Linked DNA regions of Homo sapiens: all the other regions are linked to region 1. A link is a contact called in ENCODE Hi-C or POLR2A ChIA-PET data. All regions are on one chromosome and are shown on one strand. The core of a region is the stretch at or near the end of the contact, and the rest is flanking DNA. Distances in the headings are between cores, read along the strand shown.

The links. A loop is a pair of places that touch in the nucleus more often than their neighbours do. ChIA-PET counts read pairs that join two places held with the same protein, here RNA polymerase II (POLR2A). Pooled maps may share reads with other maps.
Region 2: POLR2A ChIA-PET joins it to region 1 with 12 read pairs in activated CD4-positive, alpha-beta memory T cell. The contact joins the promoter of ITGAL-AS1 here to the promoter of DCTPP1 in region 1. A Hi-C loop is called at or near these places in 5 of 168 maps with a recorded cell type or tissue (HAP-1, Jurkat, PC-9 and 2 more), 2 of 37 single-sample maps with no recorded cell type and 12 of 50 pooled maps. POLR2A ChIA-PET finds 5 or more read pairs at or near these places in 27 of 52 experiments (AG04449, CD4-positive, alpha-beta T cell, CD4-positive, alpha-beta memory T cell and 20 more).
Region 3: a map of CD8-positive, alpha-beta T cell shows a loop between it and region 1 (12-fold over the local background). The contact joins the promoter of ZNF747-DT here to the promoter of DCTPP1 in region 1. A Hi-C loop is called at or near these places in 45 of 168 maps with a recorded cell type or tissue (B cell, CD4-positive, alpha-beta T cell, CD4-positive, alpha-beta memory T cell and 34 more), 37 of 37 single-sample maps with no recorded cell type and 42 of 50 pooled maps. POLR2A ChIA-PET finds 5 or more read pairs at or near these places in 40 of 52 experiments (A549, AG04449, AG04450 and 31 more).

The regions. Positions count from the first base shown.
Region 1 is chr16:30,428,581-30,432,455 of GRCh38, reverse strand. It overlaps DCTPP1 (dCTP pyrophosphatase 1), which reads left to right and starts at 2,426. Exons shown (of 3, transcript NM_024096.2): 1 at 2,426-2,576; 2 at 3,289-3,399. The coding sequence starts at 2,476. RefSeq lists enhancers at 1,979-2,088, 2,489-2,568, 3,322-3,822, 3,823-3,875.
Region 2 is chr16:30,498,143-30,502,083 of GRCh38, reverse strand. It overlaps ITGAL-AS1 (ITGAL antisense RNA 1), which reads left to right and starts at 2,530. Exons shown (of 2, transcript NR_186415.1): 1 at 2,530-2,720; 2 at 2,933-3,654. ITGAL (integrin subunit alpha L) reads right to left here. Exons shown (of 31, transcript NM_002209.3): 16 at 2,850-3,010; 17 at 2,595-2,746.
Region 3 is chr16:30,533,033-30,536,888 of GRCh38, reverse strand. It overlaps ZNF747-DT (ZNF747 divergent transcript), which reads right to left and starts at 1,831. Exons shown (of 2, transcript NR_184306.1): 1 at 1,409-1,831; 2 at 1-460. It overlaps ZNF747 (zinc finger protein 747), which reads left to right and starts at 2,031. Exons shown (of 3, transcript NM_001305018.2): 1 at 2,031-2,438; 2 at 2,579-2,692; 3 at 3,738-3,856. The coding sequence starts at 2,210. RefSeq lists enhancers at 1,919-1,968, 1,727-2,021, 2,729-2,778, 3,086-3,597 and a silencer at 2,379-2,478.

The sequences.
Region 1 (3,875 bases), core at 1,177-3,676:
GTCTCACTGCAGGCTTGACCTCCCTAAGCTCAGGTGATCCTCCCACCTCAGCCTCCCAAGTAGCTGGGACCACAGGTGTGCACCACCATGCCCAGATTTTGTTTTGTTTGTTTTGTTTTGTTTTGTTTTTGAGACAGGGTCTTGCTCTGTCACCCAGGCTAGAGTACAGTAGCACAATCTCGCCTCACTGCAACCTCCATCTCTCGGGTTCAAGTGATTCTCATGCCTCAGCCTCCTGAGCAGCTGGGACTACAAGCATGCACCACCACACCCAGCTAAGTTTGTATTTTTAATAGAGAAAGGGTTTCACCATGTTGCCCAGGCTGGTCTCAAACTCCTGATCTCAAGTGATCTGCCCACCTCCGCCTCCCAAAGTGCTAGGATTACAAGCATGAGCCACTACGCCCAGCCTTTCATAGTATTTAAAATACAGTTACATTTATTTTTTTCATATTTATCGCCATTTCAGGCAATACATCATAGGGTCTAATAACAGACTGTGAAGCCAAACTGCCTGGATTTGACGCCAGCTCTACCACTTTACTAGCTGTTAAGTTATTTAACCTCTCAGTTTCCTTATCTTTTTTTTTTTTTTTTTTTTTTTTTTTTTGAGACGGAGTCTCGCTCTTTCGCCCAGGCTGAAGCACAGTGGCGCGATCTCGGCTCACTGCAAGCTCCACCTCCCAGGTTCACACCATTCTCCTGCCTCAGCCTCCTGAGTAGCTGGGACTACAGGTGCCCGCCACCACACCCAGCTAATTTTTTGTATTTTTAGTACAGACGGGGTTTCACCGTGTTAGCCAGGATGGTCTCGATCTCCTGACCTCGTGATCCGCCCGCCTCGGCCTCCCAAAGTGCTGGCATTACAGGCGTGAGCCACCGCGCCCGGCCTCAGTTTCCTTATCTTTAAAATGGGGATGACAACAATATTACCTACCATATAGGGTTTTTGTGAGGATTAAATTAGTTGCTATGAGGATTAAATATGTAAAATGCTTAAAACAGCCACCCCAGTTCCAGTTCATTCCTGAGGTCCCACTGTATTCTGGAGACACTCTTGTATCCTTACAATAAATTCCTTGTGGCCGGTGGGGGTGGCTCGTGCCTGTAATCCCAGCACTTCGGGAGGCCAAGGCAGGAGGATTGCTAGAGCCCAATCCAGCAATCCTGGTTCAAGACCAGCTTAGGCAACATGGTGAAACCCTGTCTCTATAAAAAATTTAAAAAATAAAAATAATAGATTTCTTTTTCTTGCTAAAAGCAGTTTAAACTTGTTTCTGTTGCATGTATCCAATCTTAACTGCTGGATAATATCATTTGTATAAATATACTTCCATGTAGCCATTCTTCCGTTGATAGTCATTTTATTTTCAATTTTTTTCACTCTTAGAAACAAAACTGTAATGAACTTCTTGCATGTGTCTCTCTGCACATATTCATTAATTTCTCTAGGGCATATACCTAGAATTGCAATTGTCACAGCCTTGGGATTTTAATTTCCAAAATCTGACTCTGCCTCTTCCTGCGCTTTCTTACGCTTTCACTTCCAGCAAGCTGGAAGCCTCTTTAAACGTGGAAATCAGAGATAGTAGCCCTAATAAGGGTACAATAATAAATCATTCTTTGCAAGACTACACCTGTTCTAGGGTTTCATAAAGATCTCTGCTCCTCCCATGGCCAATAACTCAGTGGTTCTGATTTGAAAGCAGCAACCCTGTGACTCGCCACCTCGCGTATTCCCTGGTGTGAGTGGAGCCTGGAGTTCTCGTGTGTGGGGTGGAGGAGCCGTGCTGGGGACCCATGAGGCTGGAGAGGCCGGCACAGGCCAGACCATAAGGGGCCACGTGTTTCAGGGCAATGTACGTTGCGCTGGGGCCTACTGCCTCCCTTAGGACAGGGATGGGGCGACCTCCATCGTTTCAACCACAGGACACAGCGATGGCGGGGAGCTGAAGTCCTACTGCCGTCTGATCTTACTCCGCTCTTCCCCTTCAATCCCATCCAAATAGTGTGGGGGTTGGCCTCGAGGTTTCTCAACGTCCTTAAGCCCTGATTTAATACCTATGCATAGGGCCTTTCATTTATAGGGTTTTCCACCTGACGGGCCCTCTTCCGCTGCCGTTTCGCTTTGGCGCCCTCTGGCGCCCATAAACGAAGTGACGCGCCTGCGCTTCCCCCACCCTCTGCCCTTCGTCTCTTCCCCAGGTCGAATTGGTACCTCTACCTTTAGACACAGGGCCTAGCGGAAGAATTCCAGGGCCTAAGACTAGAAACGCGCGCTTGAAGCTCCCTCAGATTGGTCCAGTGAGGGAAGGGGAGGGCTGTAGCAAACTCCACAAAAGTCATTGGTCTCTTTCCTCAGGCTCCGCCCCGTGAGGCAATAGAGAACTCCCGTAATTGGTCGGAGCTCTGGAGGCGGGGCTTCGAGCGTGGCTCGTGGGTTTTCCGTGAAGTCGCGGTGCAGCGGTGGGCGGCATGTCTGTGGCCGGTGGGGAGATTCGTGGGGACACGGGGGGAGAGGACACTGCTGCTCCCGGCCGGTTCAGCTTCAGCCCGGAGCCCACGCTCGAGGACATGTAAGCAGGCCTGGCCCAGCTCGGGGTGGGGAAGTCGCCCCTTTCTCCCGCGTTTTGGGGAGGGTTCCTCCACGTGGTCGGGAAGCGGGCTGGCAGCGGGGCTCGGGTCCTGGCTCTGTGGGCTGTCCCTGGGTGAGCCTTCTTACCTCATCTGCAAAATGGGCGCAGCGGTGCACACCTGAGGCAAGGGAAATTGGGTGGTGCCTCCGAGTGGTAACTAGGAACGCCCTTCAGCCTAGCCCTGGGAAGATACCGGCACCAGATACCGCCTCTGCTCTCCAGGCGCCGGGGGTACGAGAGGGGCAAACGAAGTGCTGAGAGGTGGGAGACGTTATTTTTTGCTGGAGGAGGTCAAGAAAGGCTTCTTAGAGGAAGGGTCTGTGGAACTACCTTCTGTAAGAGAAATTGCATTTTGATGTGCGGCGATTCCAGGTGGAGGAAACTGCAGAAGTAGCAGCAGGAGATGGAATAATGAAGAGGGTTTTGTTAGTTTTGGCGAGATGTTAAGGGCAGTTCAGGGGCACGCCCATTTTATAGATGAGGGAACCAAGTTCCGGAAAGAGGAAATGACCTGCACAATACCATCCAATGAATTAGTTGCAGAATCTCCTGGTCCCAGGCCCCATTACATACTACGGGGGTAGCTGCCTCTGGCCCCTGCATCACCCTCTAACCCGGAGACTTGGACTTACACTCCTTTGTCCTATTTCAGCCGCCGCCTCCATGCTGAGTTTGCTGCGGAACGAGACTGGGAACAGTTCCATCAGCCTCGGAATCTCCTCCTGGCCTTGGTTGGGGAAGTGGGGGAGCTGGCAGAACTCTTGTGAGTAGATGGAAAGCTTCCTGGTAGAGTCTGAGTTGTGGGGGAGGGGAGGGGAGCATTTATTTGGTCTTCAAACATTCATGGGTTCAGTTTCCCCTCCTGATTGCTAGGCTCTTTGCTGTTGTTGGGATGCAGAGAGGACTCACGGGTCCCTGCCCTCTAGGGGCACTCAGCCTCCTGGAAGAGAGAGGTGTGAGGTGTGAAAGCATCAGGACAGGTCCCGTCTAGGAAGAAGCAGTGGCAACAACCCTTTTCCCTTCTTTTGTTTTTTGTTTTTTTGGCTTTTTTTTGAGACGGGGTCTCGCTCTGTCGCCCAGGCTGGAGTGCAGTGGCTCAATTTCGGCTCACTGCAACATCCGCCTCCTGGGTTTAAGCAGTTCTGTCTCAGCCCCCCGAGTAGCTGGGACTACAGGTGCCCCCCACCACGCCTGGCTAATTTTTGTATTTTTAGTGGAGACGGGGTTTCACCATATTGG
Region 2 (3,941 bases), core at 1,281-3,780, 70 kb before region 1:
TAAGCAACTGAATCTGGGTATTTCAACAGTTGTTCAAACTTTATTGTTTTGGAGACAGAGTCTCATTCTGTTGCCCAGGCTGGAGTGCAGTGGCACAATCACAGCTCATTGCAACCTCCACCTCCTGGGTTCAAGCAATCCTCCTGCTTCAGCCTCCCAGGTAGCTGGGACTACAGGTGCGCTCCACCAAGGCTGGCTAATTTTTTGGTGTTTTTTGTAGAGAAGGGGTCTCGCTATGTTGCCCAGGCTGGTGTTGAACTCCTAAGCTCAAGCAATCCACCTACTTCAGCCTCTCAAAGTGCTGGCATGAGCCACCGTGCCTGGCCTGTTTTAACTTTTTTAAAAACTTTTTTTTTCCATGTACCATACATGAGACTTAATTTAAAAACTTTAAAAAATCCCTAAGTTTTTCTGGGATGCATGATATGTACCTGGCAAATAACAACATACCATGATGATTGAATATTCTGTAAAAATTAAATATTTTAATTTTTTTTTTTTTTTTTGAGATGGAGTTTCACTCTTGTTGCTCAGGCTGGAGTGCAATGGCACGATCTCGGCTCACTGCAACCTCCATCTCCTGGGTTCAAGTGATTTTCCTGCCGCAGCCTCCCAAGTAGCTGGAATTACAGGCATGGGCCACCACGCCCAGCTAATTTTGTACATTTTTAGTAGAGATGGGGTTTCTCCATGTTGGCCAGGCTGGTCTTGGACTGCCAATCTCAGGTGATCTGCCCACCTCGGCATCCCAAAGTGCTGGGATTACAGGTATGAACCACCGTGCCCAGCCAAACATTTTAATATTTCATAATTAAAAATTATGAAAGCTGTGTAGCAGCATTAATATATAATGTATGAAAAGAGTAGGGAAAAATAGTAACTACATTGCCATTGTAATCATGTTAAAAATGCCCATAAATATATTAAAAAGTAGAAGCTGCTGGGCACGGTGGCTCATGCCCGTAATCCCAGCACTTTTGGAGGCCAAGGTAAGAGGATTACTTGATGCCAAGGGTTTTAGACCAGCCTGGGCAACACAGCAAGACCTTGTCTCTACAAAAACTATTTTTTTTTTTTTTGAGATGGAGTTTCACTCTTGTTGCCCAGGCTGGAGTGCAATGGCACGATCTTGGCTCACTGCAACCTCTGCCTCCTGGGTTCAAGCAATTCTCCTGCCTCAGCCTCCCAAGTAGCTGGGATCACAGGCATGTGCCAACACACGCAGCTAATTTTGTATTTTTAGTAGAGATGGGGTTTCACCATGTTGGCCAGGCTGGTCTCGAACTCCTGACCTCAGGTGATCCACCCACCTTGGCCTCCCAAAGTGCTGAGCCACCGCGCTTGGCCTACAAAAACATTTTTAAAAATTATCCAGATGTGGTGGTGCATGCCTGTAGTCCTAGCTACTCGGGAGGCTGAGGTGGGAGGATCATTTGAGCCCAGAAGTTGGAGGCTACAGTGAGCCATGATTGCATCACTCCACTCCAGCCTGGACGATAGAGCAAGGCCCTGTCTCTAAAAAAATTTTTTTAATAAAAAATTAAAAAAATTAAAAACCTAGAAGCAGCCAGGCACAGTGGTGTGCACTTGTAGTCCCTGCTACTCAGGAAGCTGAGGCAAGAGAACCTCTTGAGGCCAGAAGTTAGAGTCCAGCCTGGGCAACAAAGTAAGACCCCCATCTCTAAAAATATAAAATATGGCCGGGGGCAGTGGCTCATGCCTGCAATCCCAGCACTTTGGGAGGCCGAGGTAGGAGGATCACCTGAGGTCAGGAGTTCGAGACCAGCCTGGCCAACATGGTGAAACCCCAACTCTACTAAAAATATAAAAATTAGTTGGGCATGGTGGCATGCACCTGTAATCCCAGCTACTCGGGAGGCTGAGGCAGGAGAATCGCTTGAACCCGGGAGGCAGAGGCTGTAGTGAGCCGAGATCATGCCACTGCACTCCAGCCTGGGTGATAGAGCGAGACTCTGTCTCAAATAAATAAATAAATAAATAAATAAATAAATAAATAAATAAATAATATAAAATAGGCCAGGAGCGATGGCTCATGCCTGTAATCCCAGCACTTTGGGAGGCCAATGCAGGCAGATCACCAGAGGTCAGGAGTTCGAGACCAGCCTGACTAACATGGTGAAACCCTATCTCTCCCAAAAATACAAAAATTAGCTAGGCATAGTGGCAGGTGCCTGTAATCCCAGGTACTCGGGAGACTGAGGCAGGAGAATTGCTTGAACCCAGGAGGTGGAGGTGGCCATGAGCCGAGATCGTGCTGTAGTAAGTGAGACCGTGCCACTGCACTACAGCCTGGGTGACAGAGCGAGACTCTGTGTCAAAAAAAAAAAAATATATATATATATATATATACATATATATATATACACATATATATACATATATATACACATATATATATAATTTAAAAAAAACACTAGAAGAAAATATGCTAAGGGTGTTATTACTACCATTGCACAGGAGAGGAAGTGACAGCACAGAGGGATGGAAGTGACGTGTCACCCACTGGACAGTGACGGAGCTGAGCCTGCCCCTGCAGGTAGCTCATCCCAGAGCATTGGCGCTGGCTCCCTTACCGGGAAATGAAATGAGAAGTCAGTGCATGACATGCTGGTGGTGACAGCTATATTCCTTCTGAGTTCATGTCTCCCTCCTGGGAACAACCCCCGTCTTCTGGTCCGGTGGCCATCCAGCTGCAGAGTGTAAGTGAGATTGGCAACCAGGCGGCCTGGGCAGGGCGGAAAAGGCAAGAGTTAAATGGTGGGGGATCCCAGGCCATAAGCCTGGATTTGGGGCGGCAGCTGCCCTGGGAGCAGGAGGAGAGCTCTGACCTTGGAACTGGGGGATGAGAGACTTGATCTGGAAACAGATTGTGATATTAACTCCTTCTTTCATCTTGTTACTGGTTGAATAGGAGCACTCCACTTCATGCACTGGGATCTCAGCTGGAGAGAAGGACATCAGGGTGACCATATCCACCACGGGCCGGGAGCTGCAGGGCAGAAGGCAACCAACTCTCTCCCTCCAACCCAACTGCACGTCCCCCCTCAGATGTGGGGCTCCCGCCAGCAAAGCCAGAGAACTCTCCTTCCCTAAAGCAGACCTCAACATGTCACTGTCTCCTCTTAAGGAAAATAATAATGATACTTTTTATTTATTTATTTTGAGAGAGGGTCTCACCCTGTTGCCCAGGCTGGAGTGCAGTGGCATGATAACAGCTCACTACAGCCTCGGCCTCCCAGGCTCTAGTAATCCTCCCACCTCAGCCTCCCAAGGATCTGGGACCACAGGCATGTGCCACCACACCTGGCTAACTTTAAATAAATTTTTGTAGAGAAGGGACCTTCCTATGTTGTCCAGGGTGGTCTTGAACTCCTGAGCTCAAGCAATCCTCCCGGCTTGGGCTCCCAAAGTGCTGGGATTATAGGCATGAGCCACCATGCCTGGCCAATAATGGTGATAACTAATTAGGGCTCCCAGTTCATTCTAGCAGCCTCTGACCCATTTTCCATGAAGAAGAGAAAGCTCTTAGGAAGAGAAATCATACTGAGTTACTTTCATGCTTATGTTTAAGCCTTCAGTGATGCTTGCATGAATTTTATTATGCTTCATAATAAAGTTGCAGCTTTTGTTGTTGTTAGAGCCTCGCTTTGTTGCTCAGGCTGGAGTGCAGTGGTGCAGTCATAGCTCACTGCATCCTCACACTCCTGGCCTCCAGCGATCCTCTTGTCTCAGACTCCTGTGTAGCTGGGATTACGGGAGTGAGCCCCAGTGCCTGGCTCCTATTTTTTTTTTTTTTTTTGAGATCCTCCTCTTGGGCTCAAGCAATTCTCCTGCCTCAGCCTCCCGAGTAGCTGGGATTACAGGCGCATGCCACCATGCCCAGCTAATTTTTGTATTTTTAGTAGAGATGGGGTTTCAAC
Region 3 (3,856 bases), core at 582-3,081, 110 kb before region 1:
ATCCCAGCTACTCAGGAGGCTAAGGTAGGAGAATCACTCAAACCTGGGAGGCGGAGGTTGCGGTGAGCCAAGATCGCGCCATTACACTCCAGCCTGGGCAAAAAAAGTGAAAGTCCGTCTCAAAAAAAGAAAAAAAAGACAGTAGCTTATGTTCATGGCAAGCACCTCTCATCACAGTCCAGTTCCAAGGAAAAATTCCAGCGTTTTCTACATTGGGTGCCACGTCGCCTGAAATCAGCACATTCCATGGAGGAAGTAGTACTTCTCTGTTGCATCTATCCTAGGGTTTAATGTTGGTAAATGAGTCACTCTAGCATTTGCACAAGGCTCCTTAAGACTCCTGCAGCAGTCGACCAAGCCCAAGGACATAATTGAATCTGGAGAGTCCTGGGGCCTTGTTTTGAAAAAGACTTGAAATACACATAGGAAGAAAGACATAAAAATAAATGTTCACTTGTCTCTGCAAAAAAAAAAAAAAGAAAAGAAATATAAAAGCACCTGGCTTCAGCCACTTTTTCTGACTGCTCTCTCTTGTGAAGATGCCTGAGTACATGTAAAACAGGTACAATTTGTATTCTTTCCTCCTGTTAGTCTGTCTGCTGTCGATTCATTTTTTCTTATTTATTTTTGAGATAGGGTCTCCTAAGTTGAGCAGGCTGATCTCATTCTCTTGGACTCAAGGAATCCTCTTGCCCCGACCTCCCAGGCGCCAGGATTACAGGCGATTCTCAATCTGGGCCTAGATTCAACTAAAGAACCCACTAAGAGCTAAAAGGCGCGTTGGAGGTGACTCTGACTCCAGTACACAGGACATGTATGAAGTCACGTGGAGCACAGAGTAGGCCATCAGGAAGTGTGAGAAGGAGGTCTCAGGGGAGAGCTGGCGACTTTTACTGAGATAAAGACCCCAGGGGAAGCAGGTTGGGGTAAGAAAGGGATGAGCTGGGTTTGAGCCTAGGAGCCTTGGGCCATCCGCGCAGGGGCAGGACGTCAGGGAAGCCAAGAGCCTGGCTGCAGCTAGAGGGAGACAGGCGGTCGGGAGGCGTCCTGCACAGCACATGGGAGAAGCTCCTAGAAGAGAGGGCCCTCTGACTTTCTCAGCCTTACCCTATTCTCCCCGCTGCTTCCGCCATCTAGAAGCTCCCAGAATTTCAAGCTCCAAAAAGCCTACAATAGAGGAGGTTCTCCTGTATCCACTCCATGGCTTTTGTGAAAGGAAAATAAATCTTGGGACCCCCCCAAATCACTACGCTAAAGGAAAAAGTCAAGCTGGGAATTGCTTAGGGCCAACCTGCCTCCCAGTCTATTCAAAGTCACCCCTTTGCTGGCTGACACAGATGCATATCTGATTGCCTCCTTTGGAAACGCTAATCAGAATCTCAAAAGAATGCAACCGTTTGTGCCTCACCTTCTGTTTCTTGGAAGCCCCCTTCCTGCTTCACGTCTTCCTGCCTTTGCTTCAAGTTGCCCCGCCTTTCCAAACAGAACCAATGTACTTCTTACATACATTTATTGATGTCTCATGTCTCCATAAAATGTATAAAACTAAGCTATGCCCAGACCACCTTGGGCACATGTCGTGAGGACTTCCTGAGGCTGTCACGCGCGCGTCCTCAACCTTGGCAAGTAATTGAGATCTGTCTCGGAATTTCTGGGTTCACACTTTTTGCTCTCAACATTGGGAAGAGGCTGCTGTCGCCGTTTCTGAGGACAAAACGAGACAGTGATGGGCTGAAGTCCGATTATAAAAAGGTCCAGAGACGAAAACTAACTTCTGAGTTCACGAGGGCTGCCTTCCGCAGGGCGCTGCTTTGTTCCCGCAAACCCGGGCGGAAGCTCTGAGCTGCGCCGCCTCACCTGGCGGGGCCGGAGCATGCGCGGCTGGTTTTCAAGGCCGGCGCCTGTAGCCGCAACGGCCATTTTGGATTAGGGCAAGGAGAGAACTGGGCCTGGAGCGGGGGCGCGGGGAGGGGGGCGTCGTCGTGGGTACAATTGCGCAGGGGCAAAGGTCGAGAGGTCGCGCTGCCGCCGTTTTATTTGAAGACATCGTCCAGTTCTGACCATGGACTCGCAGCCATCGGCCCTTAGTTTCCATCCCCTCTAGTGGGCCTTCGGGGGCTCTACTGACGTCCCTCCTTCCCTTGGTACCGGGCCGGGGAAGTGTTCTCGGGCGCGGGAGGTTCCGCATGCCCAGGCCTGGCCAGGGGAGATGACCGATCCGTCGCTGGGGCTGACAGTCCCCATGGCGCCGCCTCTGGCCCCGCTCCCTCCCCGGGACCCAAACGGGGCGGGATCCGAGTGGAGAAAGCCCGGGGCCGTGAGCTTCGCCGACGTGGCCGTGTACTTCTCCCGGGAGGAGTGGGGCTGCCTGCGGCCCGCGCAGAGGGCCCTGTACCGGGACGTGATGCGGGAGACCTACGGCCACCTGGGCGCGCTCGGTGAGAGCCCCACCTGCTTGCCTGGGCCCTGCGCCTCCACAGGCCCTGCCGCGCCTCTGGGAGCTGCGTGTGGAGTTGGGGGCCCCGGGGCCGGGCAGGCGGCCTCCTCGCAGCGTGGGGTTTGCGTTCTTCTCCCCCAGGAGTCGGAGGCAGCAAGCCGGCGCTCATCTCCTGGGTGGAGGAGAAGGCCGAACTGTGGGATCCGGCTGCCCAGGATCCGGAGGTGGCGAAGTGTCCGACAGAAGCGGACCCAGGTGGAGTATCGGGTGCTCAGTCCCATGGGGACTTCTCTGTTCCTGTCCCATCCCGGTACCCTCTGCCACCTCCAGCTACCTGCTTAGCAGTTTCCTCTCTGAACTGCCTCCTCAACTGCGGCCAGGAGGCTGAGCCCCTGCCTGGCTCCGGGATGCAGCCTAGAAAGGGGCTGTGATGGGGGCTCTGGCCCTGCCATACCCGCCCCTGAGTCCTCACCTCTGCGTGGTCACTACACTCCGGGGACTTTTTTGTTTTGTTTTGTTTTAGAGACAGGGTCTCTGTTGCCCAGGCTGAGGTGCAGTGGCGCCATCATAGCTCACTGCAGTCTTGAACTCCCGGGCTCAAGCAATCGGCTCAACCAATCCTCCCGCGTGGGCCTCCAGAGTACCTAACACTGTAAAGGCACTCGCCACCACGCCTGGCTGGTTTTTTTTTTTTTTTTTTAATTAAAAAAATTTTAAAGAGGTAGAGGTCTTGGTGTGTTGCCCGAGCTGGTCTCGAACTCTAGCGATCCTCTATCTCGGCCTCCCAAAGCACTGGGATTACAGGCATGAGCCACTGCACCCGGCCTCTAGGTTCTGTTGACTCTACCTCCACATCATGACCCGCTCCAGTCGTTTTCCTGCACTATGGTTCCTATGCCCCCACATCCCGCCCTCCCATTTCCTTCCTTTAGTTCTTGCCTCAGCTTTTGCAGAGTATCCAGCCCCACTGAACTTGGCCATGCCCTCCTGGTTCTGCCTTTCTTGGTGCTGTTCCTTCTGCCTGGAATATCCCCAGGTGTCCGCTTCTTATTCCAGATCAGGCCCAGATGTTCACGTCATCTCTGCCCTTCCCCCGCGGTGACATTTCCCCAGCCCGGAGGCGGAATGGACTGTTCCCTCCCTCCAGGCTCTGTCTGGCTCTGCAGCCGAGGAACAGGTGTCACTCCTCCATCTCCTAGGAGCAGTCGGGGGTCCAGCAGGCCTGTCCCTGTCCACGCGGGCTGTGGGATTCAATGACCAGGATGAGCCAAGCCTGAACTCTCGCCTCCTTATCTTTCAGCAGATTCCAGAAACAAGGAAGAGGAAAGACAAAGGGAAGGGACGGGAGCCCTGGAGAAGCCCGACCCTGTGGCCGCCGGGTCTCCTGGGCTGAAGGCTCCCCAAGCCCCCTTTGCCGGG